Regions from separate parts of the Homo sapiens genome. Here regions 1, 2 and 4 are each linked to region 3. The links are chromatin loops, found by intact Hi-C in ENCODE. Cell type or tissue: Panc1. All regions are shown on one strand. Links, peaks and the distances in the headings refer to the core of each region. The heading gives the core; the rest is flanking DNA.

Region 1 (8,108 bases), core at 3,140-5,639, 240 kb before region 3:
AAAACTTCCCTCCATCCCTCCCATGGTCCAATGAAGCATTTTTCAACCCTGACCTCACATCGGCATTACTATTTTTTTTCAGTGGGAATTCCTGAGCTCCACCCCACAGAAATTTAATCAGAATCTCTGGGAGTGGAGCCCTAGAATCAGTATTTTTAAAGCCTCCCTAGGTGATTATAATGGGCAGTCAGTGTTGAGAATCACTAATCTAATATACAGTCACCAGCTCATTTTGTAGGCTTCATTTCTGCCCCTGAACATTACCCCCAGTGTTAACTGTTATACTAGCACTAGATCATTTTTAATACTGGGTGTGTTTGGTGGTGGATTTTGATGGTTTATAGCACATTCTCTAAGCTCAATGTCTTCCATCCCTCATTAACTGTCATGGTTTAGTTGTGAACATACCCTGATATCTCTCATTGGCGAGAGAAGGAACAGTGATTTGGCACGTGACTGGATGGAAATGATAAACCTGGTTTATGAACCTATATGGTACCATAGTGTGGCAGTGCAGTTATTTTACTTGATTTTAGCTTTGCTTTAATAATCTACTTTAACAGCCTCTTTAGGTTTAGAACTGATGAATGAGCACTTAAAATAGCGACTTGGACCATTGGAACTTTTATTTTGCGTCTTCTCTAAAAAAATAATCGTTACTTGCTGGAAAAAAATCTGAAGGTGAGAAGAGTGTATAGTCTTTTCCTTGGTGACTAACTTAACTTTTAAAACTTCATTGATTCATTTATTCCTCTAAAATTAATTGAGTACCTCCTATGTGCCAGGTACTTTTTCAGATAGGAGGATGCCAAGAGAAGAAAAGCATTTTCTCTGTCTTCAAAGAGGAAAAGATGAGCATAGTGAATTTCGGGTGTTGTATTTATTCAGCTTGGACGTTTAAAAGATACTTGGCTTTCCCATACTATCTTGACATGCATTTTGTGAGTATTTTTAAAAATTCATTTATTTACTTTTTAAAAAAGAAAACTAATGAATGTATGTGGTTCAAAAACCAAAGAAAATATTTTCCCTTTCATTCTTGTCCTATGTCTGCCTAATTCCCTCTCACACCTTACAGAAGCCACTATTAATTTCTTACCTATCCTTTGAGAGTTATTTTTTTGAATATACTAGCAGATATAAACATATTCTCATTTTCTCCCATTTTTACGCTGTTCTGTATCTTTTTAAAATTTAAAAATATCGGGAGGATATCTTTCTATATGTGCACATTCTGTTTTCATTTTGTTATTCTTCCATAATATTCTATTGTCTCAAAGTACCACAGTGTATTTCTCTTACTGCTATTGATGGTAATTTAGGTTGTTTCCAATCTTTTGTTACGAAATTACATAAACAACCTTGTGCAACATCTGTGTCATTTTGTCCATGTGCACTAGAAGTATTACCTGTAGGATAAATTTCTGCAAGCCAAACTATTGGGTCTTTTAAAGGGTGTATGTTAACATTCTTGATTGTTTCCTTAAGATAAATTCCTAGGCATGAAGTTCCTGGGTTGACTAATATAAATACTTTAAAGGTTTTTGATATTCACTGAGAAATTGCCATCTAGAGAGTTCGTACTGATTCATTTTCTCACTTGCATGGTATAAAAGTACCCATTTCTCTGAAACCTTGCCGGTATTGGAAAATACCTTTTTAAAAATATGTCTTTGTTTACTTCATGGGTAAAGAATTGCATATCTATTTATTACCTTAGCATGCATTTCTATGAATAATGTATAATTTGAACTTTATCATATGTTTATTAGCCATTGCGTGATTAGAGGTTTGTCCATCTCTTTTGTCCAATCTTGAAGAATTTTTATTTTTATTACTGGTTTGTAATACATTAATACACTAATCATAATAATGATCTGTTTATTAAACCCTCGCCTTGTTCCAGGCACTGTGCTAAGCATTTTTAATTGGTCCGATGTATTGTAAATATTTTATCTGAGTTTGGTATGTGTCTTTAATACTTATTTAAACATTATTTCCTCTTAAAAACCTTTAGAAAGCTGTACAAATTATGTGATAAAATAAACTAATCTTTTATGTGTTTTTGTTTGCTCACTTAACACACAGGAAAGTCTATACACTCTAAAATCAGCTTAGCATTCACTTTGATTTTTCTAGTTCCTGTAGGACTTTAAGTAATTTTTAAAACAAATTAATTACTGTATACAAATGGTTAGCTAACTACAATGTAACTAACTTTTTCTGTTTCAAGAAAATATTTTTATACTTTTTAAAGCAATTCTTTTATTATTATTATTATTATTTTTTTTTGCAATGGAGTCTTGCTCTATCGCCCAGGCTGGAGTGCAGTGGCGCGATCGCAGCTCACTGCAACCTCTGCCTCCCGAGTTCAAGTGATACTCTGCCTCAGCCTCCCAAGTATCTGGGATTACGGGCACCTGCCACCATGCCTGGCTAATTTTTTTGTACTTTTAGTAGAGATGGGGGTTTCGCCATCTTGGCCAGGCTGGTCTTGAACTCCTGACCTTGTGATCCACCCGCTTCGGCCTCCCAAAGTGCTGGGATTACAGGCGTGAGCCACCGTGCCTGGCCAAAGCAATTATTTTTACACATATGAATCACTAAAAACATAGGGGCAGGGGAAGGACTAAAACTGCCCATAATCCCATCAACCTGAGACAATCTCTATTTAACATTTAGAGCAAATCTAGTTGATTTTCTATATGTAAATAAATATCCATATACTATGTAATTTTTACAGAAATGGCATTATATTATGCATATGTTTTGTTGCTTGCTTTTTCCCCCTCTTAGCCGTGTAGAGTGAATAACATCTTTTTATGTCAATAACCCCTCACCCTCATCATTATCCATTGTATGGAAGAGAACTCTTTAATGAGATCAATTTCCCCTCCAGAAGCAGGAAACCTGGGCAGAAGCATTCCATGAGAAACCTCACCTGCCTGTTTGATGTTCATCCGTTCAGAATTTCCTAAGGCAGTTTAATCCCATTGTTTCTCAACTACTTTCCGTTTCTTTGAGGGCCTAACAGCCCGCAAGAAAAGGGGAATGCAGTGGTCAATCATTAACCTGCTCCAACGAGAGAGACAACTCAGAAAGAAAACAAAAACACTTTTTTTTTTTTTTTGGCAAGACCTGGTTCAAAATCTTATAGTTTTTTTCCGCGAATTGTTTTCAGTCCTCTTTCCCATACGCCGTTGTCTTTGTCTCCCTAGCCTACACGCACACCTCCCTTCAGATAATTTTTAACTTACGCTCTTTATTTCTTAACAAAAATAATGACATGACTTGCTCTCCCAGAGCTCTGACCTTAGGTTTGTTCTAGCTGCAACACTAGTATAGACCATTCTATTAATTATGAATGTATTCATGTGTATAGAGGCAATGGTAGACCAGTGGTAATGTTACCTTATTCTGGAGACTTACACTTATAAATAAATAATGAGATGCTTCTGTGAAATGCCTTTAGCAAAGGCAGGGGAAAGCATTACTTCTCGAAAGACTGTACATTTGAAAGATTGAAAGGTGATACCAAAGGCTCTTCAATAACATATAAACCACGTCTGTGGAAAAAAAGAAAATAACATGAAAGAAGTGAACTGGAAATTCTATAATGCTAAATTGGGGACCAAAATTTTCTAGATGGCAAGTGTAAAATCTAAGTGAACAGAACAGAGAACCTAAAATAGATTCTTGGAGATGTAGGAAAACTGATCTCTGATCCTGCAAATATCTTTCTATGTTATACATTTAAAATAAATCACTACATTTAAAAATCTGAGATGTTATTTATAATAAAATGCTACATTCCCATCATATCCTGTTAAAGATGGTATTGAAAAGTTGTGTTAAGTAATTCCAATGAGAGATTGGTATGTATGATTGATTGGTTATTATTAAACAGCATTTTTTTCTATCTTAACTAACTTATATTGGGCTTGTGTATTAAGCTAGATATTCAAGTCTAGATACTAATTAAAACAGCTTCATGAAGTATAGTGGCCACTGGCTTCCTGGGAACATTTTTTCTGCGCTGAATATTCTAGTCAGTTTCTAGCAAATAGAAAATGCTTTGTGGTTGCCACTAGAGGGCAAATAGCCTCCTGGACTTCTCTTTGACCAAAGAGTGTCTTGGTCCAAGCAGCCAGAGTTTTAAGGTCTCATATAAACTAGTCTTAAATCTTGCATTGCCGATTGTTAGTCAACTCACCAACTCAGCAAACTCAGAACATTTTAATTTGTTTTAACTCAAAATTTAAATAGGTTCTTTTATCAGTCTACTTACATGGCCCAATCTGGGATGATAGATCTCTTCGCTGAGTGCACTAACTTCTTACCTTCTTATCCTACCCCTTTACAATCTAGATATTAAACCCCACTGCTCAGCCAGCAAGGTGACCTAACTTCACAGCGTTCAACAGCATTCTTAGACCGTAGAGTGACATCAAAGGCATTTCCCAGCCTGATTCGTTTCTGCTTAACTTTCCAATCTCTCCTCCTGCCATTCCCTCATAGTCCCTTTACTCTGCACTACTTCAGAGTTGCTGGCACTTTCTCAAATATATGATGTTATTTCATGCCCTCCTGTCTTTACTCAGGCTGTTACTTCTACCTGGGATGCTGGCACTGCCCACCACACACTGTTGAAGACTCAGTTCAGGTATTACCTATAAGAAAGCCTTATACTCTTTGCTGATCCCCTTTTTCTTTCCCTTCTTTCTTTCCAGAGCAATAGATTTACTTTTCCCTCCTCTATGCTCCTCTAGCATCTTTTACACACCTCAATAATAATACTAACTCTCCTCTTGTGATTATGTCTAGCAGAATATGAATATTCAATCTATTTTGAAATGTCAACTCAGTTGTTTTGTCTTTTCTTTGCTGCATTAGGAATTGTTAGGAGTTCTAGAAGAGGGATGGAATGCAAACAACAACTCCCTTTCTCTCCAGGAAGAAGAGACCTGAAGCCCACGATTGTGGTTTTTGAAGACTGAGCTCTCTGCCCTTGCGTAAGGAGGTCCAAGATTTCTCCTTGATAAAAATGTGGACTGAAATGCTAGTTAAAAGAAGCAATTAGGGCTTTTGGTATAGAGAAATATTTGGAAGCTGAAGAGACTGAGGTGGACTGGAAAAGATTTGGAGATGCCAAACATCACAACTCAGAGACAGGAAAGTGGTCTGAAAATATAGCAGCTGCCTGGAGGTGCCAGGTGAGTGGGCTTGGAGAAGAGCCACGATGAGGGCCACTGTTGGAGTCATACTGAAGAAACTCTTCACAGCCTTCCCCAGAGGACTATGCAGTTAAGCGGCAATTCTGCCTCATGTAGACAAATAATCATGGAAGGTGATTCGCAGCCTGTGATCAACTTCTTTTTTATCCCAGCAAAAATAAGTGATTCCTGAAAATTATCAAAATAATCAAACACAAGGAGAGTCTGAGAAACTGTCACAGCCAAGAGGAATCTTAAGGTGACATGATGGCTAAAGGCAATGTGGTACTCTAAATGGGATCTTGCAAAAGAAAAAGAACATTGGGGGAAAACTACAGAAATCTGAATAAAGTAGAGACTTTAGTTAATAATGTATCAGTATTGGTTTGTTAATTATAATTATATATACCATACTAAGGTAAGATGTTAATAATATGAGAAACTGGGTGTGGAGTATATCCAATGTATCTGTCTTTCCAATGTCTTTGTAAATCTAAAATAGTTCTAAAAAATAAAGTTTATTTAAAAAGAAGGAGAAGGAGGAAAACACAGACTAACCTGTGAGGATGTGTCCTCCAAAACCCTCAGGACACTGGAAGCACCCAGGGGACCTGAACTCATGAATTCCTTGGGTATAGGGATTGATTCATGCTGACATTCTCCATGGCCAGTGCACAGTATCTGGTTTTAAATAGTGGTCAATGCATAGTTACTGAATTAAAATTTATTTCCAGTAAGGAAGACGCAAGAGGCAATAAAGATAATGTTTTTCTTCTGATGATAAATAAAACTGCAAAATATATTTTGTGTACTTAAGTTGATTGAAAATTTTGTAGGGATATCCAGTTCAACAGAGTTCACCCTGACATTTGGAAAAAACTGTGCTCTTAGTGCAGAAAGTGACACAAGACTCCATTCTTTAAGAATACTACTATTTTGCCAGACGTGGTGGCTCACGCCTGTAATCCCAGCACTTTGGGAGGCTGAGGTAGGCGGATCATGAGCGCAGGAGATCGAGACCATTCTGGGCTAACACAGTGAAACCCCGTCTCTACTAAAAATGCAAAAATTAGCTGGGAGTGGTGACACGTTCCTGTAATCCCAGCTACTCAGGAGGCTGAGGCAGGAGAATCGCTTGAAAACCCAGGAGGCGGAGGTCACAGTGAGCCGAGATCGTGCCACTACACTCCAGCCTGGGCAACAGAGTGAGACTCCATCTCAAAAAAAATAAAAAAGAAAAAAGAATACTGCTATTTTTTCTGATGTTCTGATGTTAACCTGGAGGAAAACCATCCTTATAAAAATAAGATATTAAAATCAGGGAAGAAAATACACAAATAGAGATTGGGTACATAATATCTAATAGTTTTAAGTAAAGAATAAAGGTTCAGTTTCTTTTTCATATAAAAGGAAGCAAACATATTAAAATTCTCCTAAGTACTAATATTTTAAGTACATAGACTGAAAATTGAAAGTGTTCATATATTTTTGATACGAAATTGTTCTCTGATGTTTTTTAGTCTAGTAAAAGTCCCTTGACAAATGATAATTATTAAATAGTATTTTATCCATGGTTACTTCAAAATAATTTGTTATATAGACATTGTATTTTTAAAGTTTGTCTATTTCATGATATTTGTCTTTCAGTATGGTAAGGTACAGTAGAAACTTTATACTTAAAAGAAGAAGATGTTGCAGAAAGGAAAGATGGCCAAAAAATAAAGGTTCAGATCATGAATTTGAAAGCTTTCCTCTGTCCAGATTCTCCACATTGACTCAATCAGTTGGGGGTCTTGCTGATGACTCAGGACTCTGCTAAACTGTCTTGCTTATCACAAGGGCGACTATCAGCCACACAAATATAAAGCTGTAACCCTCTCTCCTTGGCAAGGAAGTAAAAACCAAATAGATTTTTAGCTTGAACAGGCAACCCAAACTGATAGTTTATTCTTGACATATTGAGAAAGATAAAAAGGTCATTTTTTGGTATTCTCAGAATAAATCAATGATGTTTTAAAAAGTACTCATGTCCAGATGATGGTAATTACATGAGACAGATGTGGTGTTTCTCTCTCAAAATAAAATAAATGAAAGGAATGAAGAAAAGGAGAGAGGACAAAGAAATGCATATGATTGAAAGCAACAGGGTAGTAAGAGTTCTGGGTGGTATAGAGAGGAAAGAAAACTGAGTAGATACCCTCTCTTCCTGCCAATAATTCTATGAGTTGACTATCTAACCTGCTTTAAGGCCTACTACACTTGTAAGTTTATGTGCCTTTTTTTTTTTTTGAGATGGAGTCTTGCTCTGTCACCCAGGCTAGAGTGCAGTGTCACCATCTTGGCTCACTGCAAGCTCCGCCTGCCAGGTTCACACCATTCTACTGTCTCAGCCTTCCGAGTAGCTGGGATTACAGGTGCCCGCTACCACGCCCAGCTAATTTTTTGTATTTTTAGTAGAGACGGGGTTTCACCATGTTAGCCAGGATGGTCTCGATCTCCTGACCTGGTGATCCACCCGCCTCAGCCTCCCAAAGTGCTGGGATTACAGGTGTGAGCCACCGCGCCGGCTGTTTGTTTAGGTGCCTTTTCTAACTTTCTTAACAACTTCAACAAAAAATTATTATGCATATATTTTAGAAATGAGGATGCTGGAGGGTCAGATTGTTTAGTAACTGATCCAAGGTCACCTACCTAGTAGGAAGCAAACCCAGGGGTCAAATGTAGATCTATTTGATTCCATAAACCATGGAACCTTCTATACTACCTCTCAGAATTTCCCTGTCAAAACTTTTCCGGAATGATTTTGGATTAAAAATTTTGATTGGTTAATTCATAGTAATAAGAGCTACCAAAAACCCAATTCATTGTTGAAACTAATTGAACCTCATCAATTAT
Region 2 (8,108 bases), core at 2,863-5,362, 1.1 Mb before region 3:
CCTAACCCTATTTCTCACAGAAAATTTTCAGAAATCGCTCGTAATTTATCTCTGATAAAAAACAACAACACCACTTTCTGGGCCTGTGTTTAACTTCAATAACATTTTTGAACATTTTTGACTTAATGTCAAAAACCCTCATAAACAGTGTCTCTTCAGTCTCTGCCCTGCAGCAGGAAGGACATGCTATCTTCTGCTCACCTTTTAAAAGACACAAAGACCTGCTTGCCTTTCCAGATTTCCCTGATTTTCTCCCTGTTCCCCCATGCAAAAAATAATAATAATAAATAAAAAAAAAGAAAGAAAGGAAAATCTCAGAAACAATAAATAAAACTACAGAAGACAATAAAGGACGAAGTAAAGAGAAAGCCTCAAAACAAAAAGAAAAAAATATGCAGCAGTGCAGTGCTGCTGGTGTGCATGAAATACCCTGTGATAGCCTTTTCCTAATCATTAGGGAATAATTTTTCCTTCTCAAGTGAGAGACCTCCTTAGCCCTTTGAAACCTGGGTTGATGTTTACTAATTAATTTATATAGAATGGTCCCTTAGCAACCATTTCAAACAGGATCTGTTACCTCTGCTCTCTGGGTTTAAAGGAACGCATCCTTTTCCAAGACAACCGTGTTTGTAAAGGCCAGCAGCATGCGGCAGTATTCTAGAGACTGGTATCAAGTGATGCTTCCACAATACTTCAATGATGAAAGAACATCTTAGAAGTTGTGATGTTGCTATTTGATGGTGAAATAAGTTTTTCATATCATTTAATTTGTAGTTATTGTTTTACCAGATGGGAAGACTTTTAAACCAATAAATAATCACTGTCTGCCATGCTGTATATATTTACTTATTTACTGGCTTATTGTCATCTCTCACTTACTCTAAAGTATATAAGCTCTACAAGGAAATGATATTTAGTCTGTTTTGTTCATTGCATTCTCAGAATCTAGTCCCTGGCATAAAGTAGCCACTCAATAAATATTTGCGAGCTGAATAAATGAATACACGAATAAGGATTTTCCCGTATTTTGATAAGAGGATAAAGGACAAAGATAAATAATATTTACAAATTTCTTAAGTCACTCTTTGAAGGGATTTTTAATGAATGATTATAAGTGCTTCCCAGGGATTTACAAATTATAATGGGAATTTGATTTTATTTTCACTGTAGTATGTGTTATGATGGGATCCTCCTATTGTGAACCTTGTCACCTAACCCATATCTCCCTACCCTTACTTATAATGTCTTTTTTCTTTTAATAGATTTTATTTTTTAAAAGCAGTTTTAGATTCATAGCAAAATTTAGAGGAAGGTACAGAGATTTCCCATATATCCCCTGCCCCCACATATGTGTAGCCTTCCCCATTACCAACATTCCTCGGACCAGAGTGGTACATTTGTTACAAACAACCTACATGTCACATCATAATCACCCATAGTCTACAGTCTACATTAAAGTTCACTCTTTCCATCTGGTCCAGGGGTTTATTAGGTTGATAGTTTTTTTTTAATCACTAATGGAATTCTGGAATTCAATATTGTTCTGTTCAGGGTTTCAATTTCTTCCTGATTCAATCTTGGAAGATTGTGTTTCCGGGAATTTATCCATTTCCTCTAGATTTTCTAATTGTGTGCATAGAGGTGCTCATAATAATCTCTAATGATCCTTTGTCTTTCTGTGGGATTATTTGTAAAGTCACCTTTGTCATTTCTGATTGTGCTTATTTGGCTCTTCTATCTTGTTTTCTTTGTTGATCTAGCTAGCAGTCTATTGATCTTGTTTATCCTTTCAGAAAACAAACTTTTGGTTTTGTTGATTCTTTATATGGATTTTTGGATCTCAATTTCGTTCAGTTCTGCCCTGGTTTAGTTCTTTTCTTCTCTAGATTTGAGGTTAGTTTGTCCTTGATTTTCTAGTTCCTATAGGTGTGATGTCAGATTGTTAATTTGAGATTTTTCTAACTTTGTGAGGTAGGTGTTCAGAGCTATCAATTTTCCTCTTAACACCACTTTTGCTGCATCCCAGAGATTTTGATATTGTGTCTCTGTTTTCACTGATTTCAAAGATTTTTTTCATTTCTGCTTCAATTTCTTTGTTTACCCAAAAGTCATTCAAGAGCAAGTTGTTTAATTTTCCTGTAATTGTGTGGTTTTGAGAGGTCTTCTTGGTATTGATTTCTATTTTTATTCCACTGTGGTTCAAGAGTATGGTTGGTATGATTTTGATATTTTTGCATTTATGGAGACTTGCTGTATGACTGAGCATGTGGTTGACCTTAGAGTATGTTCTGTGTGCAGACGAGAAAAATGTATACTCTGTGGTTGGTGTATAGAATATTAAGTGTCTATTATGTCCAATTGATTGTATCAAATTTAAGTCTAGAATTCTTTGTTATTTTTCTGCCTCAATGCTCTAACACTGTCAGTAAGTGTTGAAGTCCCATGTTATCATTGTTTGGCTGTCTATGTCTTTTTGTAGACCTATAAGTACTTGTTTTGTAATCTGGGTGCTCTTATGTTGGGTGAGTATATATTTAGGACAGTTGGGTCTTCTTATTGAATTGAACCCTTTATCATTATGTAATGCCCTTCCTTGTCCTTTTTTACTGTTGTTGGTTCAAAGTCTGTTTTATCTGATATAAAAATAGTGACCTTTGCTCTTTTTAGTTTTCTATTTGTGTGATAGATTTCTCTCTAGCCCTTTACTTTGAGCCTATGGATGTCATTAGATGTGAGATGTGTCTCTTGAAGACAGAAGATGGATGGGTCTTACTTTTGTATCCGACGTGCCACTCTATGCCTTTTAAGCGGGGTGTTTAAACCATTTACATTCAAAGTTAATATTGATATGTAATGTTTTGATCATATTGTGAAGTTGTTAGCTGGTTGCTTTGCAGTTTCTATTGTGTGATTGCTTTATAAGGTGTATGGGCTATGTATTTAAGGTGTTTTTGTGGTAGTAGATATTTTATTTTTATATTTAGAACTGTCTTAAAGATCTCTTGTAAGGCTGGTCTAATAGTAACAAATTCCCTTAGTCTTTGCTTGTCTGGAAAATATATTATTCCTCCACTTATGAAGCATATTTTGACAGGATATGAAATTCTTGGTTGGAATTTCTTTTCATTAAGAATGCTGAAACTAGACATCTAATCTCTACTGGCTTGTAAAGTTTCTGCTGAGAAGTCCACTATCAGCCTGATGGGGTTCTCTTCTCTCTAGCTGCCTTTAAGAGTTTTTTGTTTGTTTGTTTGTTTTGGGGTTTTTTTTTTAGCATTGACCTTGGACAGTCTGATGAATAAATGACTTGGGGATGCTCTTTTTTTAGAGCGACAGGTGTCCTCTGGATTTCTTGCATCTGGATGTCTATCTCTTTATCATGATTAGGGAAATTTTCTTGAGTTATTCTCTCAAATATATTTTCCCGGTTTTTTACTTTTTCTCATGTCTCTCAGAAATCCCAACAATTTGTAGGTTTGGTTGCTTTATATAATCACATATTTCTTGAAGACTTCATTTATTTTTCTTAATTCCTTTTCCTTTATTTTTGTCTGACTGGGTTCATTTGAAAGGCCAGTCTTCGAGTCCTGAAATTGTTTCTTCTGCTCGGTCCAGTCTATTGATAGAATTTTCTATTGTATTTTTTTTTTTTTTTTGAGACAGAGTCTCGCTCTGTCGCCCAGGCTGGAGTGTAATGGCATGAACTCGGCTGACTGTGCCTCAGCCTCCCAAAGTGTTGGGATTTCAGGTGTGAGCCACTGCGCCTGGCCTTCAATTGTATTTTGAAATTCCTTAGGTAAATTTTTCAATTCCAGAAGCCCTGATTGACTTCTTTTAAAAATGTTGATCTCTTCCTGTGTTTCCCGGATTGCTTTAAAAGTTTCTTCTTGTTAATTTTCAACCTTACCTTGCATTTCATTCAGCTTCCTTGCAATCCACGCTTTGAATTTTTTACCTTTTTGTCATTTTTGAGTTTCCATTTTGGTTAGGGATCATTGCTGGAGAGCAAATGTGATCTTTTGGTGGTGTCACTACATTCAGATTTTTCATAGTGCCATAATTTTTGCACTAGTACCTTCTCATCTGGAGACACTGACACTTCTAGTTTTTGTAATTATTTTTGTGCACATAGGAATTTTTCTTTTTCTTTCTTTCCACATAATATTATTGTTCTTTTTTCTTCCTCTTTTGTTTCTTTTTATTATTTTTTCTTTTCCTCTCTCTTTCCCTTCCTCCCTAGGGGCTGAGACTGTAGAGAATGCTGAGTAAGGTCTTTTGGTTTTGCTTCTATAGACATAAGTACTTCTATTGGCAGGTTCTTTATTGGGCTGTGTTGTATGACCTATAAGCCAGTAGATGGCACTTATGAGTAAGTGCTTGCTGTGGCCAGTGTGGCTGAATATACACCTGATCCGTGTTTACTGGGAGAAGCTCTCTGTTACTTCAGACAATGGGCTAATCCATGAAGTGCACAGTGGCCTGAGCTCTCTGCCCAGCCCTGAGGAGACGAGGGGCAAAATGGGTGGGGACATATAAGGCAGGTCTGCCTACAGGTCCTCTAATGGCAGGCACAAGCACCAGCACCAGCACCAGCTCTAAGGGATAATTCAGTAGGCATCCATAAAGCACTTAGAAGCATGCCTAGGTGTGAAGCTGGGAAACTCCCTCAGCCCCAAGTTCTTGCACAGGGGGAGCAGGACAGCCTAAATTCCTAATCCAGAAGAGTGGGTGCTCCTGAGGCCTGGAGAATCTCCCTGCATGTGGAGTGTAGAGTGCCCTCCTGCACCATAATCTCTAGAATTTTTAATATTAATGATTTCCAGCTTATCAATTCTTTATTTCATGGATTATGACTTTGGTGTCGTATCTTGAAAGTTATCCCCAATACTAAGGTCACCTAGATTTTCTCCTATATTATCTTACAGAAGTTTTAGAGTTTTGCATTTTACATTTAGGTTAGTGATTTGTTTCAAGTTTATTTTTGTGAAGGTTGAAGGTTTGTGCCTAGATTCATTTATTTTTTGCCTGTTATTGTTCACTTCGTCCAGCACCGTTTGTTGAAAAGATCACCTCTTCTCCATTGTATTGCGTTTGTTCCCTTTTCAAAGATCAGTTGACTAAATTTATGTGGGTCTATTTCTGGGCTCTCTCTTCTCCTCCGTTGATCTATTTGTCTGTTCTTTTGCCAGTGTCACACTGTCTTGATTACTGTAGCTTTATAGTCCATCTTGAAGCCAGATAGTGTCAGTCTTCCAACTTTGTTCTTCTCCTTCAATATTGTGTATTCTGGGTCTTTTGCCTATCTATATAAACTTTAGAATCAATTTATTGATATTCACAAAATAACTTGCTGGGATTTTGATTAGGATTGCATTGAATTTATAAATCAAGTTGGGAAGAACTGAACTGACAACATGGAGTCTTCCTATTCATGAGCATGAAATATCTTCCATTTATTCTTTGATTTCTTTCATCAGACTTGTATAATTTTTAGTATAGTTTTTTAAATGCCATCTTTACCCAGTTCTGAGGCCCTGCATAAAAGTCAGTGAATTCCTCTTCTTGATCAGCCAAATTAAGTCTATACCCCAGTCACCTCCATTATGGAATTTTCATGAGACTCAGGCCATGATCCCCTTTTGCTAAGCACCTCAGGGACAGGTACCAAACAACTAAAGACAGCCCCTATGCACCAGTGCTTGCTGAACTTATTCAGAGTAGCCAATTGTAAACTCATTTACCCTCTCTTGCCTATTCCTTCCCTTGGAAACCAGCATGTTTGCCCACAGTTCTGCTTTCTTCCTCTGCCTCAGGACTGACCCTGTTGCTTCCCCTGAGTGGTTTTATGTTAGAGGTAGTGGGGTTGGTGGGTATCTGTGTTCTCCCAAGAAAATTGTGTGGGCATAAAACTACAACTCTTTCCAATTAGCCTCTCTTGATCTATGCATGGCCTTACCATACCTCACCCAAGGTAACAGAGTTATTAATGAAACATACCACCATCGCAAGATCTCTCACTGATGTATCGGTGCTTCTTTTTGTGGGCTTACTGTCTTGCTGCTGGAGTGAACTTTGCTGTTCATATGGAAAGCTGAAAGTTCTGGAGAAATAACACCCCCAGAGAATAGCTCTCAGCCAATGGCTAACTGGAATGAGTGTATAAATACTCTAGTTCCCTTCTCCTCAGATCCATTAACTTTGATGCATGCATTTTATGCCACCTCCCAGCCTTTCCCCAGCATCCATCTTCTTACATTGCTAGCTAGATAACCATCTTTATTGCTTGCCTCCTCTTTGCTGTCTCACTTTCCCATTCCCCAACCCATGTTTTCCTTTACCTTATCAGTAAACTACTTGGACCTTACTTTGGTTTTCTGTGGTGGCCATGAGAAATTGACATAACAAAAATGTATTCTCCTACAGTTCTAGAGGCCAGAACTCCTTTTGCCAGCTTTACAGGAGCATCGTTGCTTACCTCTCCCAGCTGCTAGTGCCTTCACAGATAGCTTGGCTTGTGGCAGGATAACTTCAATCTCTGCTTCCATCATCACATTGCCTTCTCCTCTCCTATAGTCAAAGATCCTTCTGTCCCCATTTTCTAAGGGAAATTGTCATTGGACTTAAGGTCCCCTAATTAAAGATAATCTCATTTCAAGAACCTTAGCTTAATTACATCTCAAAGGTTCTTTTTCCAAATAAGGTCACATTCACAGGTTCTGAGCAGATGTATCTTTTGGAGGAGAATGCCATTCAACTCACTGTAGATCTGAATCCTTGTCTAAGTGTATGCTTCTGGAGGGAACCCAAACTATGACTTTTGGGTCATGTAAAATGAGTTTAGATTGTTTCAGTTAGTTAAGAGTTCACAATTTAGTGACTAAGATCCAGACCCATCCTTTCTTCTGTGGATGCTCTCAGAAGACTGCTGTCTGTACAGAGAAATGGTTTCTATTTCTTAGTCTCAACTTGGCTTCTATCCAATTGAAATAAGTAATGAAGCAAATTTTCATTCTTATCTCTAAATGTTTACAGTCTTTGGAGCATTTCTATAGTAAGAGGAGAAGTGAACCTCATTACTCCAGAAAGAATTACTTTTCTTCTTTATCTCTTTTTTATTTTCCATGACATTCTTTCCCAATATATAGAAGCATGTCTGAATCCAGAATCCCCAACCTCTCCTTTTAGGCAGGTCACTTCTCCTAAAGATTAATGCAAATGAAGGTCTTGCACAAATATCTCTAATCAGCGTCAGACAAATACCAATCAGGTTCTTTGTGCTCTGGCTCAGTAGGGTGCTATTAAGATGATTGAAAACCAGACCTGTGCATCCCGCCAGCACTAGTCCTGCCCTGCGCAGTCACATCATGGTGATCTTCTCCACTTTTCTTAGCTGCCAGCCCAGTGTGGTTGATCATCTGGAGAAAAACAATGCGTATTGGGACTCAAACTATGGTGTGGTACAGATTTTGTTTTGAAACCCCACTTTGAAAATATCCTGTCTGTTGTATGTACAGCAAAGACTGCTGATCATAATTAATATGCATTCAATTTTGTTTATGCTTAAAGAAAAGATATATTCAGAAAGCTTACCTGCAATGTACATAAGAACATGTCATAATTTAAAAGCTATCTTGGCATGCTGCGCTATACAGAGCAGGATGCTACATCCCACAGACTACCATGGTGCTTAATTCCTAGCCTAAGAAACAGAAAGAGGGCAAATGTTCTGAAAAATGGACCTCCACCCCAAAATACGTATGAACATATATAATATTATAATATATACTATATATAATGTGACTAATGATAAATATATATAATATGTGCATATTATGTATTACAAACACACATATATACCTATTATATTATGAACATGTATTATATATACACATAATACAGCATACTTTATATATAATATCAGAGCATGTATGTGTTATTTATATATAACTTATTTGAACCTCAATCTCCTCATCTATAAAATGAGGGTTACAATATCTAACTCTATGATTAGTTTGAAGATTAAATTAGTTATATAAATAGTGTACTTAAAGCCTAGCATACAAGAGGAACTCAATTGTAGTGAGTTTCTTTTTCCTGACATTTATGCA
Region 3 (8,108 bases), core at 3,054-5,553:
TCAGGAGGCTGAGGCAGGAGAATTGCTTGAACCCGGGAGGCGGAGGTTGCTGTGAGCCAAGATCATGCCATTGCATTGCAGCCGGGGCAACAAGAGTAAAACTCCGCCTCAGGAAAAAAAAAGATTGAATGGCAGTAGAAACTGGACTTTCCTAGACACTCCCTCTGCCCATCCCAACCCTCCAAAATACACACCTCCATACACAAACACACACACACACACACACCACACATCCATGCCACAACACACCCCACCACACCCACAAATGTCACACGTACTTTACTTAATAATTTACCAGATGGAAATTTAAATTATGAGATACTGTCTGTAAGTAAATTAGAGTAAGTCGGTAACTTAAACATATTCACTAAAACCCAAATCCAAACTCGCATTTTGCCACAAGTTACCCTTTACTACCATTTACTCCAAACCATCAGCTGAGGTGTTGGCATCAACAGGACTACCAGAAAAGGGAAGCAACATTTCCTCTGCACAGAGCTTGGGGGCTGGGAGGGACCCTCTTTTACAGGCATGAGTGAAATTAATGTGAAAGAGGCAAGAAATCTTACTGTGCATTCCTGTACATAGTACATTATCTCCTCTCATCTGGAAGCATCTATTGAAGGGCAGGCTACTGTAGAAGGCATTAGGATTATCAAGACAAATTTAAAGAGAAATAGTGTGTTTGAATTTAGCTGTCAGCATTCAAAGCTGGGAAAGACAATAGTTTGATAGATTTTGTAGATGGAGAGAGAGAGAGAGAGAGAGAGAAAGAAAATCTTCTAAATTCTTTTCCTGTATCAGGAAACAAGCCTGAGGGCTCAGGTCTCAGACTTTCTTCTATAATGTAGATAAGATTCCCATTCTGCTTATGACAGGCCATTATGCTTGTTGCCCTAAAGTGGAAAGAGGATATGCCAAAGAGGAAGACGTACAGATAGAAAATTCTGAACCTTTAAGAAAAGTCTAGAGGCTGCCCCCAGAAGGAGATTGTGGGAAGAGGAGATGAGAAAGGCCAAGAAAGCAAGGTCCAATATCAAGGTTCTCCCGGTCCACTCTGGGGTGGAGCAGCTTTTAAAATATCCAGTAAGGGCTGGGCGTGGTGACTTATGTCTGTAATCCCAGCACTTTCGGAGGCTGAGGTGAGCAGATCACCTGAGGTCAGGAGTTCGAGACCAGCCTGGCAACCATGGTGAAACCCCTTCTCTACTAAAAATACAAAAATTAGCCAAGTGTGGTGTCACACACCTGTAATCCCAGCTACTCAGGAGGCTGAAGCAGAAGAATCGCTTGAACCCAGGAGGCGGAGGTTGCAATGAGCCAAGATCATGCCACTGCACCCCAGCCTGGGTGACAGAGCAAGACTCTGCCTAAAAAAAAAAAAAAAAAAAAAAAAATCCAGCAAGGTATACGAGAACCCGCTGGTGGCACCTTCCTGGGGTATAGCAGGGTGTAGTGGCAAGCCTTCCCCGTGGCCCAGGACACAGGCACAGCCTCATCAGAGGAGTGACCTGGTGAGTCTTCTGACATTCCTGTCCCAGTAGCGTGCATGGGGACTCAGGTAACCACATGCCTCACTGTGATGATGCATAAAGAACCCACACAGGCTGGGTTAGAATGAGGATGCTCTCAGGTGGGGGCTTTAAGAAAAGGGACAAATGGTCCAAAGCCAGATGGAACCAGCATTTCTCCATGATCACCAGACCAGGAAGCAGGAAAGGCCAACCACTCTGTCTCAGAAGACAGTGAGGACATAAATGGCCTCACTGCTAAGAGATTGCGTGCCACCTGGGGTGGGTGGTGAGAGCCAGGGGTGGGAAATCTGAAAGATCCAAAGAGGCAGAGCCACAACTACACATCAGACTAGGTTTCTAGAATTTTACTAGGTGGTGTCCCCTGCCCTAACTGCCCCAACCCCTCGCACCTACCCAGCAGACAGGGACTTGTGTGCAAGATGAGAACAATAAAGAGACCTGGTTTTCTTTGAGCAGAAAAGTGTAACATGAGCAAATTTGCCACTTGAGTTCGGCAGCTTCAGGAAGTCTCAATTAGCTACATGTATAGACGAAATATTCTGAACCTTGGAGAAGATGCTACTGGCTTCAAAAAGACAAAATTTTGGCTAGATGCAGCGGCTCATATCTGTAATCCCAGCACATTGGGAGGCCAAGGCAGGAGGATTACTTGAGGCAAGAATTCGAGACCAGCCTAGGTAAAATAGGGAGACCCCCCCATCTCTTTAGAAATAAAAAATAAAATTGGCTGGGCACAGTGGCCTATTCCTGTAGTCCCAGCTACTCAGGAGGCTGAGGTGGGAGGCTCTCTTGAGCCCAGGAAGTCGAGGCTACAGTGACCCATGATGGCACCAGTGCACTCCAACCTGGGCAACAAAGCAAAAGTCTATCTCCAAAAAAACCAAACAAAATTTAATCCTTTGACCATGTGATTTTGTATCGTATGTTATACTATATTATGTATTATGCATCATGTGTATACATTATTTAGACATTTTTTGCTTTTAAATTCTTCAAGTGGATGTGCCTAGGTAGCTGGACATTTTGTCTTCTCGTCCTTCATCCCGGGTCCGGGTCATCCCACACATGCACCACCTCTTGGGCAGATCAGGGAGCTCTTCTGCTCTGTCAGAAATGAGACAGGAATGGAACAACTGGCTGTGTGGTGAGGTAGGGCCGGGGAGAGGAGAAACTCAGGGGTACAAGGGTGAGGGGAGGGAGAGAGACTCCTAGTAAGTCTTCTCATGAGGTCCGAGAGAGAAGCAGCCACATGATGGCTACAGAAACAAGGAATGAAAGCTTTCATGTCTGGCGTGTGGAGCACATGGGGCCATCTGAGTGCTTTCTCCAACCTTGGAGAAGGCACTTTCTAGTCTCTGCACAAGGGAGATTATGAATTATGGATTATGGATTGCAATGGGGATACTTGAGTCAGAGGTAAGAAGGTGAAGTGCATGTCCTACTGGAAACTGTGTGTGTGTGTGTGTGTGTGTGTGTGTGTGAGAGAGAGAGAGAGAGAGAGAGAGAACACGAGTAAGAACAGCAAGACTGGCTAGTAAGAAATCTACTAGGAATGCATTTCTAGCATGAAAGGCATGATCCTAAGATTATACATAAACACAAAGAATCAGCAGCCCAATTACATTTCACCTGTAGTCCCAGCTACTCAGAAGGCTGAGGTGGAAGGATCACTTGAGCCCAGGGAGGTCAAAGCAGCCGTGAGCTGTGGTCATACCGCTGCACTCCAGCCTAAGCGACAGAGCAAGACCCTGTCTCAAAAACACAAACAAACAAACAAACAAAATGTTATTTTATTCTTTTTTGTAATTTGGAGCAATTTTGATAACTAAATAATATTTAATTAACTCAAATTTTCTTTTCTAACAGTTGACTCCAACTTTCTTTTTGAACCAGGAAAGAAATACGTTACACATGGATATGCTAGTCAGAAACAAAAGTCATGGGTAAAGTAATGAATTTTCAAAGTTACTTTAAAACAGGCCCATTTTTGTATATGTATGTGTGTGTTTTCAACCACCATGGCTTCCCAAAATTAAAATATACTGGGAAATGGGGGACTATAGGGATGGGGTGGAGTAGAGATGAACAAACCAACATTTCCAATTCCTGAACAGGATTCCCCCAACTTGCTATTAAGACACTGGGCTGCATGCAGGATTCGGAATGTTCATATATGGACAACCTAATCCATTGTTTTATTTTCACTCCTTCAGCCCAAACAAGTGTCCTCACTCTCTTCTGTCTTGCTTCTGGATCTTAATGTTTGCATGAACAAAACATTAAGAAACGAGAGAGCAATCCAGTGTAGCAAAGCGCTATCGCTGCAAATAGTCATCTTGAGGTTTGTTGGGATTTTCAGAAAGTAAGACACGTTCACGGTTATGAGTGGGCATCCGATTTACCTGCTAGAAATGTAAGTGACTCTTCACATGGGCCCTTTTCTCCAAAAACACCACCTTTCAGAGAGATGAAGTGAAGTGGGGAGACTAAGAATCTAATATTTTCAGCTACATAAATTCATTTCAGCATAAACTCATCTCAGCTTGAAAATCTGAACAATGTAAATTTACTCTCCAGAGAGAAAGATAAAGAGAAGAAACGGCAAGATTTCTCCCTGGAATCTGTTGAGAATAAAGAGGGAGCATGGGTGTGGGGACGTGCATTTTGTGCTGTACCTTTGAAAAGAGAACAGAACACAATGTCCTAAGATAAATCGTCATTTTCTGAAGCCAGCATTTTCTCCCAAATTCTTAAGGAAATGTTGCCACCTTCTGGACAAAAGCTTAGTAAGCATTCACCACAACCCTGCTTTCCAGCTTATTTATAAACTCGTTTACATGAGTTAATAAATAATTTTGCTGTGACTTTTCTATTATTCTACCTGCACAGCACTGATAGCCTCAAAAACTCAAGTCACTATAAAAGCACTAATCATATGCCTAACAGAACAGAAAGCCCACTTTGCCAATTAAGCAGATTCTTCAAGAGAGAAATAATCACACTGACAAAGTTTACCAGATTTTAAAAAATCTCATTCATGGACTTCTTAACTCTTACAGGGTTTGAAGAATGGTGGGTAGACTCTCAACCAGGTTTTCTCTTTACAGTTTTTTTTTTAATTACAACTTCTCTCTTTTAATAATAGGTTCAAATTCATCTAACCAAATAGTCTTGAATTTGATTTTTTTTCAATGTATTTTAAGGTCATCAGTAATATTTTGAGCATTCAGAAACAAAGACATCTGTGCTCATATCCTGAGAATTTGTAAAATGCTCACATTTCTTTACCGTAATGGGTGGGCCCTTCCCATCAGTCAATTCTCATTACCAATGTTTTCAATAAAGCAAGGCAGTTAAGGTGGACACGCTTTATGTGAAGAGCTATGCATTGTGCAAAGAAGGCGCCTGCCCACTTAGTACTGAGCATCTTCCCCATGCTTACGCCTGAGGTTTGCGTCTCCAACGTGGAGGAGTCTGCAAGACGACGAAGTTCATTGCTCTGCTGGATGAGGACCGCATTACTTGATCTTCTCAGCGCTGTTTAAATGTCCAATAAACCCAATGTCCCTCTTCATTCAGGATCTCGCCGAGGGCTTAGAGGAAAGCTGCAGTACTTCTCAGAGAAGCTCTATTCATTTTTCTGAGGATGTGGCTGATGAAATTGACAGCCCTGTCTTCCTCATCCATGTTTTCGCAGGTGGGAAATTCGGTGGTGAAGCCCCAACTTGCGGCATGTCCCTAACACTGCTGATAGCCTTGTCTTCTGTTCTCCAGCCCTTCAGGTGGCTGACCAGGAGCCCTACTGCACGATCTAAGGTGTTAACTCAATTCTGTGCTAGACCGTTGCCTTGGTTTCCCCCACAGTCATTGCAGCAGCGGGCTACATGGCATCTCTGCAAATTAAAGAAGTGCACGGAAAGGAGAAAAGCCAACTGTTTTGACCAAATCGCAGACAGTGCTTTTCCTCATCCACCAGACATGAGAACCAATGGAGGCAAATGGAAAAAAACACATCCTTCTTAGAAATCTTGTTTGGGCCGGGCGCAGTGTCTCGCGCCTGCAATGCTGGCACTTTAGGAGGCCGAGGCAGGTGGATCACCTGAGGTCAGGAGTTTGGGACCAGCTTGGCCAACATGGTGAAACTCCGTCTTTACTAAAAGTACAAAAATTAGCCGGGCATGGTGGTGCGCGCCTGTAATTCCAGTTACTCGGGAGGCTGAGGCAGGAGAATTGCTTGAACCCGGGAGGCGGAGGTTGCGGGGAGCCGAGATCGCACCACTGCACTCCAGCCTGGGCGACAGAGCAAGACTCTGTCTCTAAAAAAAGAAAAAAATGAAAAGAAAAATATCTTTTCGTTTTGAATGGGGAAGCCCCTGGTGCAGAAATGTCTTTGGTACTGGTGATAATCTGGGCCTGTGAGTGCTAAATTGATTCTCTGTCCTGCAGGGGCTGAATATCAAGGAACAAATGCATTAATCATGGGAGAGCCTGTGTGCCAACGAGCATAAAGACCACTGCACCCAGCAGCGGCGATTGCGTGAACCTTTCCACAGACCACACGCTCCGAAGTAGCTCTCTGAAGTCTCATTACTGAATGTGTAGGGGAGGGATGGGGGGTTGCATCTGACTTTCACTGAAATGTGCATTTAGAAATAAGTGTATTTACATTTAGTTTTATGTTTAAAAAGGGGGGTAGGGATGGGGAATCTTTGGGCCACAGTCATTATAGATGAAACAAACACACGGACACAGATAACACACACGCGCACATGCACAAAAGCTTTCGGGGAGAAACAGAAAATAATGTTTTGCAATTACAGTCCACAGCTGCTGCAGTTCCAGTGTGCGTGTGCTACACAGGTGCGGCCATTATAACAATGAATAGCGCACATTAAACGTGCCATCCATAGGGGTAATAATACTAGGGTTGAAAAGGTATTTTCATTTGCAACCTGATGTTAGGCAGAAAATAAAATAAGGCATTTCACAGCCAGCCTGATGGCTCGGCTACCACATGGGAGGCCCAAGCCTGAGATGAATCTGAGACCCTTATGTGTGTGTCTAACAGTGGGAACCTGGCCATGGTTCCTAGAGAGACCGTCAAATTTCTTTCTGTTCTAAAAAGCCTGCTGACCATGAAGTGGGGGAAACTGAGGCTCCACACAGTTTATCCAGTTAGCAGTATCAGCCAGCATGACATCTATCCCTGCCCAGCGCCTACTAGTGTCTGGATCCTAGAAATAGTGTTGGGGGAAAAAATACAGAGAGAGGTTCCCCCATGGGTGGGGAAGTAGAATGGCTCCCACAGAGAAGGAACCCTGGAGGAGGAAGTGGTTTTGAGACAGCTCCCCTTAGGCCCTGTCTCTGCACCATGCCATCACTAAGCTCTACCCCACAACTCAGCAATGTTCTTCCCTGGGACAGCCCCAGAAGGCTTGGCTCTAAGCCCAAAATAGCCGACCTGCTTTGCTCACCTCTCTCTTTAAAAGCCCAGCAGCAGAATGGGCCCTGTATCTCATTTCATTTACTTTCCACAGCTTCTCAAATCACTAAACTCTTCACTCTTGGTGGACAAATTCATCTTCAGGCAACCAAGACATTCATGAAGATTGGCAGTTGGAAAACGCTGGAAAAGAGACAGCTTTGGGTAGTGACAAGAGAGTGAGCTTTAGAATCAGAGGACAAAAGACCCCATCTCAGCACGGCCAGCTCTGTGATCTTGAACAAATTATTTAAACTCTCTGAACCTCTGCAAAATGAGGTTAATAGTATCTGCTGCATAGGGTTGTCGTAAGGCTCTAATGACACCAAGTATGTGAAAATACTTAACGCCAAGCTTGGAACTAGCAAGCACTAAATAAATAATAGAGATTATGAGAGTAACTTCCATTTCTTTATCTCATAATAGAGATTATGAGAGTAACTTCCATTTTCCTGAGTGGGTCTGTGAATAACTTCTAACCCATTCTCAGCAATAAAATGGAAATCTCTATCAAGAAAGGAGAAAAAAATGTACTACACATATTTCTCACAACCATAGAGGCAGCTTCAGACCAAACATTTCAGGAAGGCTGTTAGAAATGTGTAACGCTCTGCAGAATAATTGTTTTCATATTGTCTACTTTTAACAGTGGTAAAAGCAAACAATAAAACAAAAAATAATGCATGTTGTAGAGTGAATTTTAAAAAGCTGAGGATCCATCAGACCCAGGTGGGTGTTGGCGTGGCTCTCATGGACTGGGCATGCTTCCCCAGAGCCCAGGTGGAGGGCCGCCCACAGCTTGGAAGTCTGGAAGCCCACTGCCCTGGCACGGAGTGGTGCAGGGGTGTGGGAGCACGCAGCCCTCGCCAGAATGAAAGCCGTCCTAGGGAAATGGGATAGGCCCCAGTTTACCAAGGAAGGTGGGAATACAGCTCTTTTTAGAGGCCTTAAAAGTGAGGAGAGGATTAAAATTAATTTAAAACTTCACAGGAAGCCTGCATAATGAAAACAAAACTTGATTGCAATGCTGGCTGGCACACTGTGGATCTGGAAAAGCTCACACAGCAGAGCTCTGGATAGGTTGGAGCTCA
Region 4 (8,108 bases), core at 2,242-4,741, 1.0 Mb before region 3:
AAACAGACAAAATGGGGCTACTCTGAGTGAGGCTGCATGAGAAGAATATACCAAGGGCTCTTTGTCCCTCCCCTTCACCCTCTCCTTCTTGGTTTCCAGAGCCAGTCTCTCAGGTGAACCTTCCCTGAGCCTGTGTTCTTCTCAGATGGCAGAGTTTGCAGCAAGAGCTCCCATGTAGTAGTTTACTTTTGGATAAGTGGTTTACTTTTGGACTGGGAAGAGAAGAAGAGTTATATAGCTGGCCATCCCTGTGGGCAACTGGAATTCATTCCTGCTAGGACCCTCTGGGGGAATTATACAGAATAAGTTTCAGAAAATTGTCCTGAGGAATGGCAACTTGGGAATGTTTACCTACTGGCTCCTGCCTCCATTGGTCAAGCAATCCCCCTGGGAGTTTTAGCCCTCCTCACATTTCCAGTTTTGCCCCTGTGTGAGCACAGAGTAGGTTCCTGCAGGCGTCGCACGCAGCAGCCCGCATGGGAGGTGACGCACTCGGAACAGAAGGTGAGAGATGCATGGTGCCAATGAGGAGAGGAGCTCTCAGTCTCAACTTCCCCAAAGCTGGTTTGTCCAGGAATGTTGCTGGAGCAAATGGCAGTTTGAGAGATGGAAGGAGGGGTGCAAGCACTGAATACAAACCCTGGGTTAGGCTTTCTGAAACCTGTTTCACAGTGGCCCACTGCCTACATTAGAATCAACTGGCATGCTCCTAAACTGTAAACTCCTGGGCCATGCCCCAGAACTGCTGCATTGGAATCACCTCAGCTGTGATTCTGGAATCTTCATGTTACATGAACATTGTTAGGTGAGTTATGCACAGTAAAGTTTAAGAACAGCTATTGAACATTTGGATTTGGATTCAGCTGTGACCAGTTTTTGCTGGCTTAAACATCCTGACTCAGGGATACCTCTTTTATAAAGGGCTGATACCATTTCTTATCAGGCGAAGCAGTTGCTAATATTAAGTACGGTGAAACAGGAAGGTGATGGAACAATTATTGTGTAAATGGAGATACACACCCCACATGCTTGTATTCTCCTCGGGGATCTTCTCTATTCCCCTTTTCTCATACCTGCTTCAACTTCGAGCCTTTTGGGTTTTATTGAAATACTCTTGACATTTATGCTTGGACACTTGAAAAGTTTTTTCTCTTTACACTATTAAGCATTTTGTTGATTGACTTTGGCCTTTGTGCTTTCTCCAAATCTGTTCTTTTCCTTACCTTTCTCACTCTTCAGGGTATTTCCGGTCTAAATATTGGCCAAATAATTCTCTACGCTATAATTTATAAAATATTTCCTCTTGGGTCAGGAAAATAAGAGGTTTTATTGCAGTTCAGTTCCAAAAGTAGTAGACAGAGACTGGGTGTTTAAACAGGGCCTGAAGCAAGGTTTTGCCAACCTTTCAGAGGCTGCATAACAAATATTTTTTATTTGCTCCGTCAGGTGTTGGAGTTAGCTATAGCCTCCTGAAGGTCATCTCTGAGCCTTCACTCCCTGTTACTCACACCAACCTTTATGAGTCCCCTATGAAAATAAAATCACCCTAGGAGGGATCATACTAAGCTATAATCAGTTAATACCTTGCTTTTCAATTAACACTCTAGCAGGGATTATTTGAAAGTCGTCTGAGAACAGAAATAGAGGTAGGCTGGCACTTGGAAAGCCTGGTTAGAATAAGAAGAAAGAAAGAAAAAGACAGGAAATCTTTACAATTTTGTTTAAAACTGGTAGGTGGCCCAGGCACTCCAAATCACTTGGGCTGTCTCAGTTTTCCAACCTGTGGTTTAAAGGCACGTGATTGTGAAAATTTGGCTTTTAAGGAGAATCAGGGTCTTCTTGAAGAAACAAACAAATCCAGCAGATCATCCACCTACTCCCTGTTGTTACATATGGTATTATGCCCCTACCAGTGTATGACTACAGTGTATAGAAAGAGAGAGACAGAGACAGAGAGAGAAATGTCTTAACAATCCCCATGCTATCCTTTATTTGCTTTGTGTTCTTTGTGTTTATTGCCAACATAACTTAAAGGTAAGGGGTGCTTAAGTCAACAATATTGATGTGATGGTTGCTACTCTAGTGAGCTACTGGGACAGACCTCATGAGATAAATTACACTCATGAGATACATTCATGTTAGGATTAGGATTTTGAGCCTAGTCCTAACATAAAAAGAGCAGCATCTCCTCTCCAAAAGGACAAAAGCAAGTTGGTTGCTGTAATTTCAGGTAGTTCCTTGTGTGGTTATATTGTACAATCTACCTCTCCACATCTGCCTGATTAATGATTTTTGTTTACTTAATTTTAATACAATAGTACAAAAGAATATATGTGACATATGTATGTTTGTATGTATGTATATATATGTATATGTAAGTCAGGGGTCCTCGACTCCCAGGCCATGGATGGGTACTGGTACTGGTACTGGTTGCTGTTAGAAACTGACATAGCAGGAGGTGAGCAGTGGGTGAGCAGAGCTTCATCTGTATTTACAGCCACTTCCCATTGATTGAATTAACACCTGAGCTCCGCCTCCTGTCAGATCAGCAGTGGCATTAGATTCTCATAGGTGCGTGAACCCTACTGTGAACTGCACATTCAAGGGATCTAGGTTGCCTGCTCTTTATGAGAATCTAATGCCTGATGATCTGTCACTGTCTCCCATCACCCTCAGATGGGACTGTCTAGTTGCAAAAAACAAAAACAAACAGAAAAAAACAAGCTCAGGGCTCCCACTGATTTTACATTATGGTGAGTTGTATAATTATTTCATTAAGTGTTGTAATAGAAATAAAGTGTACAATAAATGTATTAATAATACCCTTGCATCCCCAAATTGTCCCTAATATCCCTGTTCTGTGGAAAAATTGTCTTCCATGAAACCTGCCCCTGGTGCCAAAAAGTTGGGAACTGCTGATGTAAGTTATAAAGTGTGATAGTGTAATGAGCAACTGTGAACCTATCATCCAATCGAAATATTCGAACATGGTTGCAATGCTTCCCTGTATTTATCCCCTGCTTCCATGCTGAAATATTCCCCTCATTTTGCACAAACAGTAACCAGTACTTTGAATTTTGTGTAATTATTGCTTACTCTACTTTTATACTCTTGTCATTTGCTTGTTGGTAGGCCTAAATAACAGATTTTTTCAGTTGTGCTTCTTTTTGAGCAGTTCATTAAACTTATTACATGGGATATCTTCTTATGAAATTTATTGTTTTTCACTTTGCATCATGGTTGTCTGTAGCTATCGTTCAATCGCGTGTTCCATGGAATAGCTATGTCACAACTGATTTATCTATTCTCCTGTTAAAGGAGAATTATGGCTTCCAGTTAGCTGTTGCTGTCATGAGTATACTCTTCTACATCTCCTATTGCACATCTATGCAAGTGTCACTGACACATATACCTAGGACAGAGTTTCTCAACCTCAGCAGTACTGATGTGTGGAGCCGGATAGCTCTTTGTTGTGGGAAACCGTCCTATGCATCGTAACAGGTTTAACAGCATCCCTGGCCTCTACCCACTAGATGTCAGTAGTGTCTCCAAGTTGTGACAACCAAAAATGTCTCCAGACGTTGCCAAAGGTATTCCAGGGGTCAAAATCACTTACCTAGAAATACAGCTGCTGGGTAGAGACAACATGTAAGTATTCACTTTCACAAGAGAAAGCCCAGTTGTTTTCCAAAGTGATTGTAACCACTTAGTGCCTACTGGCTTTCCCATTGATTCACTTCTTCTCTGATACTGGGTATTGTCAGATCTTCTAATCTGAGATAATTAAATAGGTGTAAAACTGTATCTTATTATGGTCATAACTTGTATTTCCTTGATTATTAGCTAGGTTGAGCACCTCATTATATCTGTTTTGGCCATGCTTCTTTCTCTTAACAGTGTTTTGGCTTTTGCCTGTTTTTCCGTTGGGTTGTCTGTTATTGATTTGTAGAAATTATGTATGTATTCTGGAATATATTAATCCTTTGTTGTTAAGTGACTTGTAAATATCTCCCTTTGTTTGCCATTTATTTTTCTTATTCTCTGATGGTGTATTTGCTGAACACAATTTTTAATTTTAATTAAAATATAAAAATTTAAGTTAAATACTACAATCTTAATTTAAATATTAAAATATGATAGGATTTTTTTTTATGGTTAACCTTTTTTACCCCAAGATTACAAAGGAATTTGCCCCTATTTTCATTTCTGGTTAGGACATGAAAAGAATAGCTCCTTCCTGACTTACTCTCTCTTGGATCAATTACTGTGATGGAAACCAGCTGCCATGTCAGGAGTACACTCAGCTGGCCTAATGGGAGGCCCACACAGAGAGGCACTGAGGTCGCCAATCAATAACCAACACCAATACAGCGCAGGTGAGTGGGTACTTTTGGAATTGGATCCTCCAGCACTCATGAAGCCTTCAAATGACCGTAAGTTTATGAGAAACCCTCATTTAAACCTAATACCCAATGTTATAGCATTAAGAGGTAGAACCTTTTGGAAAGTGATTAGGTTATGAGTGCTTTGCCCTCATGAATGGGATCAGTGCCCTTATGAAAAACATTGACCCACTCCCCAAATTCTAGGTTCTCCTATTCTGACCCTCAGAAAATGGCAGGGATAATGAATATTTATAGTCATTTCATAAAACTTTAAGTTTTAGAGTAATTTGCTATTCTGCAATAGATAACTAATACAGCTTCCTTTCTACTTTGCTAATGATCTTTGATTGTGAGCACATTACTTGATCTCTTTGGTGGAAATCCTGCAGCTCAAAAATTGAGAAGGCTTTCTTTCAGTCTGGGTATGCTTTCTGACTATGGCTTCTGTCATTAATAAACTTCTGTTTATCTTGGGTCAGTTCAAGAATTCTAGACTCAGATTCTCTAATATTTGCTCAAGACTTAGTAACCAACAGCATTGCTACTCTCCTGATCTACCCTTAGGTCACCCTGTTCCTCCTGACCCCTGATTGTTCTGATCCCAGTTCTTCACTGCAGTTCATATGGCAGGAATTTGGGGAGAAGGTTTGAAAATCTCCACCAATTTAAAGGCAAACAATGCTTTGAAGACTTTGTCCTATGTAATAGATAGTAACAGGAGGTTTTCAGAGCACCTAGTCAGCCATAGTGCTAAAAGCAGATAGCCAAAAAGATTTTCCCAAGGCCTTCTCATCTAGAGGAATGGAGCAGACAGCTTCTTTTCAATACATGGGCATTTGATATATGTTATCCAGGGCTTGTGGCACCATATGATGAAGTTGAAACCCTTCTTTTAAGCAACCATTGACCTACTGATGGACAAAAACAAACTGGTTTAGATGTCCCTTCAACATGAGGGTCCACAAATTAGACCTATATCTTCAGCCTTCTCAGATAACACATGCTAAATTATTTAGCTTGCTAAGTGCCAAAAATTCAAACCTCTAATCAGTGTCAGTTTTCCCAAGGCAGAATTTCTGGAAACTACTGACCTGGAAATATGATGGGAATGAGGATGGCCTCTGGCAATAACTCTCTTGCCTCTCTACATCTCAGTTACCAAATGTATAAAATGTAGACATGGTTTGAGATGACTGTCAAAATCTTTTCCAGCTCCCACAATTTTTAAAATATCTATAGATAATGTCCATTACCAGTAAAAAAAAAAAAAAAAAAAAAAAAAGATATATCAAATAGACCCCTCCTAGCTATCAAGCTGCTGAGGTGGTCAAGAAAGAATAAAATTATTTCCAAATTGCCAGTTATCAAGTCCACATTTCTTACTCACAGCCTTGAAGACCCTCTCGTTTTCTCTAAAAAGGCCTCAGATATAGCAGCACTTTTCAAATACTTGCTGCTGTGGTGTGAATGATACTGTCCCCCATAAACCTCATATATTGAAACCTAATACCCAATGTTATAGCATTAAGAGGTAGAACCTTTTGGAGAGTGATTAGGTTACGACTGCTTTGCCCTCATGAATGGGATTAATGCCCTTAGGAAAAACGTTGAAGGGAGTGCCCCTGCTCCTTCTGCCATGTGAACATGTAGCACCAAGGCACTATCTTTATTTAGAAACAAGGTCTCACTCTGTTGCCCAGGCTGGAGTGCAGTGGTGCTATCATAGCTCATTGCAGCCTTGAACTCCTGGGCTCAAGGGATCCTCCTGTCTCAGCCTCCTGAGGAGCTAGGGCTACAGGCATGTTCTATTATGTCTGGCTATATATTTTTTTACATTTTATTTTTTGTAGAGATAGGATCTTGATATATTGCCCAGGCTGGTCTCGAACTCCTGGCCTCAAGTAATCCTCCTGCCTTAGCCTCCCAAAGTGCTGGGATCACAAGCATGAGCCACCACACCTGGCCAAGGCTCCATCATTAAAGCAGAGAGCCCTCACCAGACACCAAAACTGCTAGCATTTTCATCTTGTACTTCCAGCTTCTAGAACTATGAGAAATACATTTCTGTCGCTTATAAATTACCCAGTTTAAGATGTTTTGTTATAACTTGAATAGGCTAAAACACTTAGTTATTAGTTAGCACATTAACAGGGAGGCACTTAAAGCTGTCAGAGACAACAGGAATGAGACTCTTGAGTAAGATAAGGGGCAAAAAGGTAGCATTAAAAGAAGTGAGAAGACAGCAAGTCAAACTTTGCTAAATTACTATTTTGCTCAGGGGCCAGCCCTGCTTTCAGAAAGGACTTTATACTCATTTAAAATACTGGTTTTGTATGCATGCACATGTATGTATAAATATTTGTATATTATGTATTCACAAGCAGGAAGAATCCATTGACAATCTGGAGGTTGTTTTGTCAGAGAACTTCTTCAGTGGAATCATGGTTTCTTCTTATCCTTTCTAAGCAAAGGGTATTTTTTGCAAAATGAAGGTGAGGAAGCAACTGGGATTTAGGTCTGCTGAGAAAGGCTTTGTCTTCACTTGCCTGGGTGAGTCATTCTTAAGCTGCTCCCACCTCCACCTGTCCCCCACCACGCTCTCAACTGTTGCCTGTGCTGTGATCTTGACCTTGAGCGCATTCCCTTGAGCGTACCTTGCAGCCCACTCTAAGGGTTGGTGACAAACTGAAAGACAACCATGCACCTCTTACACTCTGTGGTTTCCTTTGTCATGTCACTCATATACTGAATGCATTTCTGATGACTTGTTCAATTAAATGTACCTTCATTTATCTGGTGGCATTTTCTCATAAAATTCACAAATTCCCTTAATTTTGCTGCTTCCCGCATCAAAAACAGAAAGTTGAAGAAAGATTGTAAGGAAGGTTTCACATTAAGGATTCTGGTGACAACAGCCTGGTGATTTTTCAGTCAATCAGGATTTCTTTTAGGAAATATAAAGTAGGTGGATAATTATTTAGTTGAGCTTAAAATGTTTCTTCTGCATGAGTTCCAGAGAAAATGAAGATGCTTTTGTTATTAGCAAAGTAATGAAAGGAGGGCCTGAGGTTCTAGAGGTAGGGGAATTCGAGAGGAGGTGGAATTGAGGGAGAGTTTTTCAATTGTGGTGTTAAGGGAAGGGGGAAATGAAGGAAAGAGAAAGGGAGTAAGTGGCTTTTTAAAACAAAACCTGGAGCATTATGTGCCAAGGAAACTAAAATTGACTGAAGAAAGCTAAGTCTAAAGTTGCCATTAGAAATCGTGAATTCAAAATTCATAATTATAGCAAGTTTGATTTGTTCTTCTAATGAACTATTGAATATCTCATGCCATGGAAATGGTCTTTGATTAAATGAGAGATTTTTTTTTTTTTTTTTTTTTTTTTTAAGACAGAGTCTCACTCTGTTGCCCAGGCTGGAATGCAATGGCGTGATCTCAGCTCACTGCAACCTCCGCCTCCCGGATTCATGAGATTCCCCTGCCTCAGCCTCCTGAGTAGCTGGGATTACAGGCGTACACTGCCACGCCCAGCTAATTTTTGTATTTTTAGTAGAGGCAGGGTTTCACCATGTTGGTCGGGCTGGTCTCAAACCCCTGACCTTGTGATCCACCTGTCTCGGCCTCCCAAAGTGCTGGGATTACAGGTATGAGCCACCGCACTTGGCCTAAATGAGATATTATTAAATGGCAGGAAAATAGTTACATGTACCATCGGGTATACAT

Evidence for each region. Peaks named below come from ENCODE experiments on the same cell type or tissue, not always from the same donor. Only the 100,000 strongest peaks of a DNase experiment are listed, where the experiment ranks them.
Region 1: it touches region 3 in a loop (10-fold over the local background); 15 of 110 quality-filtered maps call a loop at or near these places.
Region 2: a loop joins it to region 3, with 4 times the contacts of the local background. A loop is called at or near these places in 25 of 110 quality-filtered maps.
Region 4: it touches region 3 in a loop (4-fold over the local background); 16 of 110 quality-filtered maps call a loop at or near these places.

The regions. Positions count from the first base shown.
Region 1 is chr6:19,808,620-19,816,727 of GRCh38, forward strand. It overlaps LOC105374963 (a long non-coding RNA gene), which reads left to right. Exons shown (of 5, transcript XR_007059488.1): 2 at 564-681; 3 at 786-941; 4 at 4,602-4,663; 5 at 4,894-5,581. Among named protein-coding and RNA genes, the nearest start is that of LNC-LBCS, 7.9 kb to the left of the region's middle. RefSeq lists an enhancer at 2,693-3,258. In Panc1, for the core only: CTCF peaks have their summits at 4,091 (motif pointing right) and 4,293; no DNase peak of the experiment used is centred there; H3K27ac peaks cover 220 bases.
Region 2 is chr6:18,993,161-19,001,268 of GRCh38, forward strand. The region is part of intron 1 of LOC105374958 (a long non-coding RNA gene); the gene reads left to right. Among named protein-coding and RNA genes, the nearest start is that of TRQ-CTG1-1, 160 kb to the left of the region's middle. In Panc1, for the core only: CTCF peaks have their summits at 4,354 (motif pointing right) and 4,557; a DNase peak (open chromatin) is centred at 4,391.
Region 3 is chr6:20,052,281-20,060,388 of GRCh38, forward strand. No RefSeq gene overlaps it. Among named protein-coding and RNA genes, the nearest start is that of MBOAT1, 160 kb to the right of the region's middle. In Panc1, for the core only: CTCF peaks have their summits at 4,314 (motif pointing left) and 4,516; a DNase peak (open chromatin) is centred at 4,321; H3K27ac peaks cover 209 bases.
Region 4 is chr6:19,021,412-19,029,519 of GRCh38, forward strand. It overlaps LOC105374958 (a long non-coding RNA gene), which reads left to right. Exons shown (of 5, transcript XR_001744010.1): 3 at 4,215-4,376. Among named protein-coding and RNA genes, the nearest start is that of TRQ-CTG1-1, 190 kb to the left of the region's middle. In Panc1, for the core only: CTCF peaks have their summits at 3,516 (motif pointing right) and 3,718; a DNase peak (open chromatin) is centred at 3,550.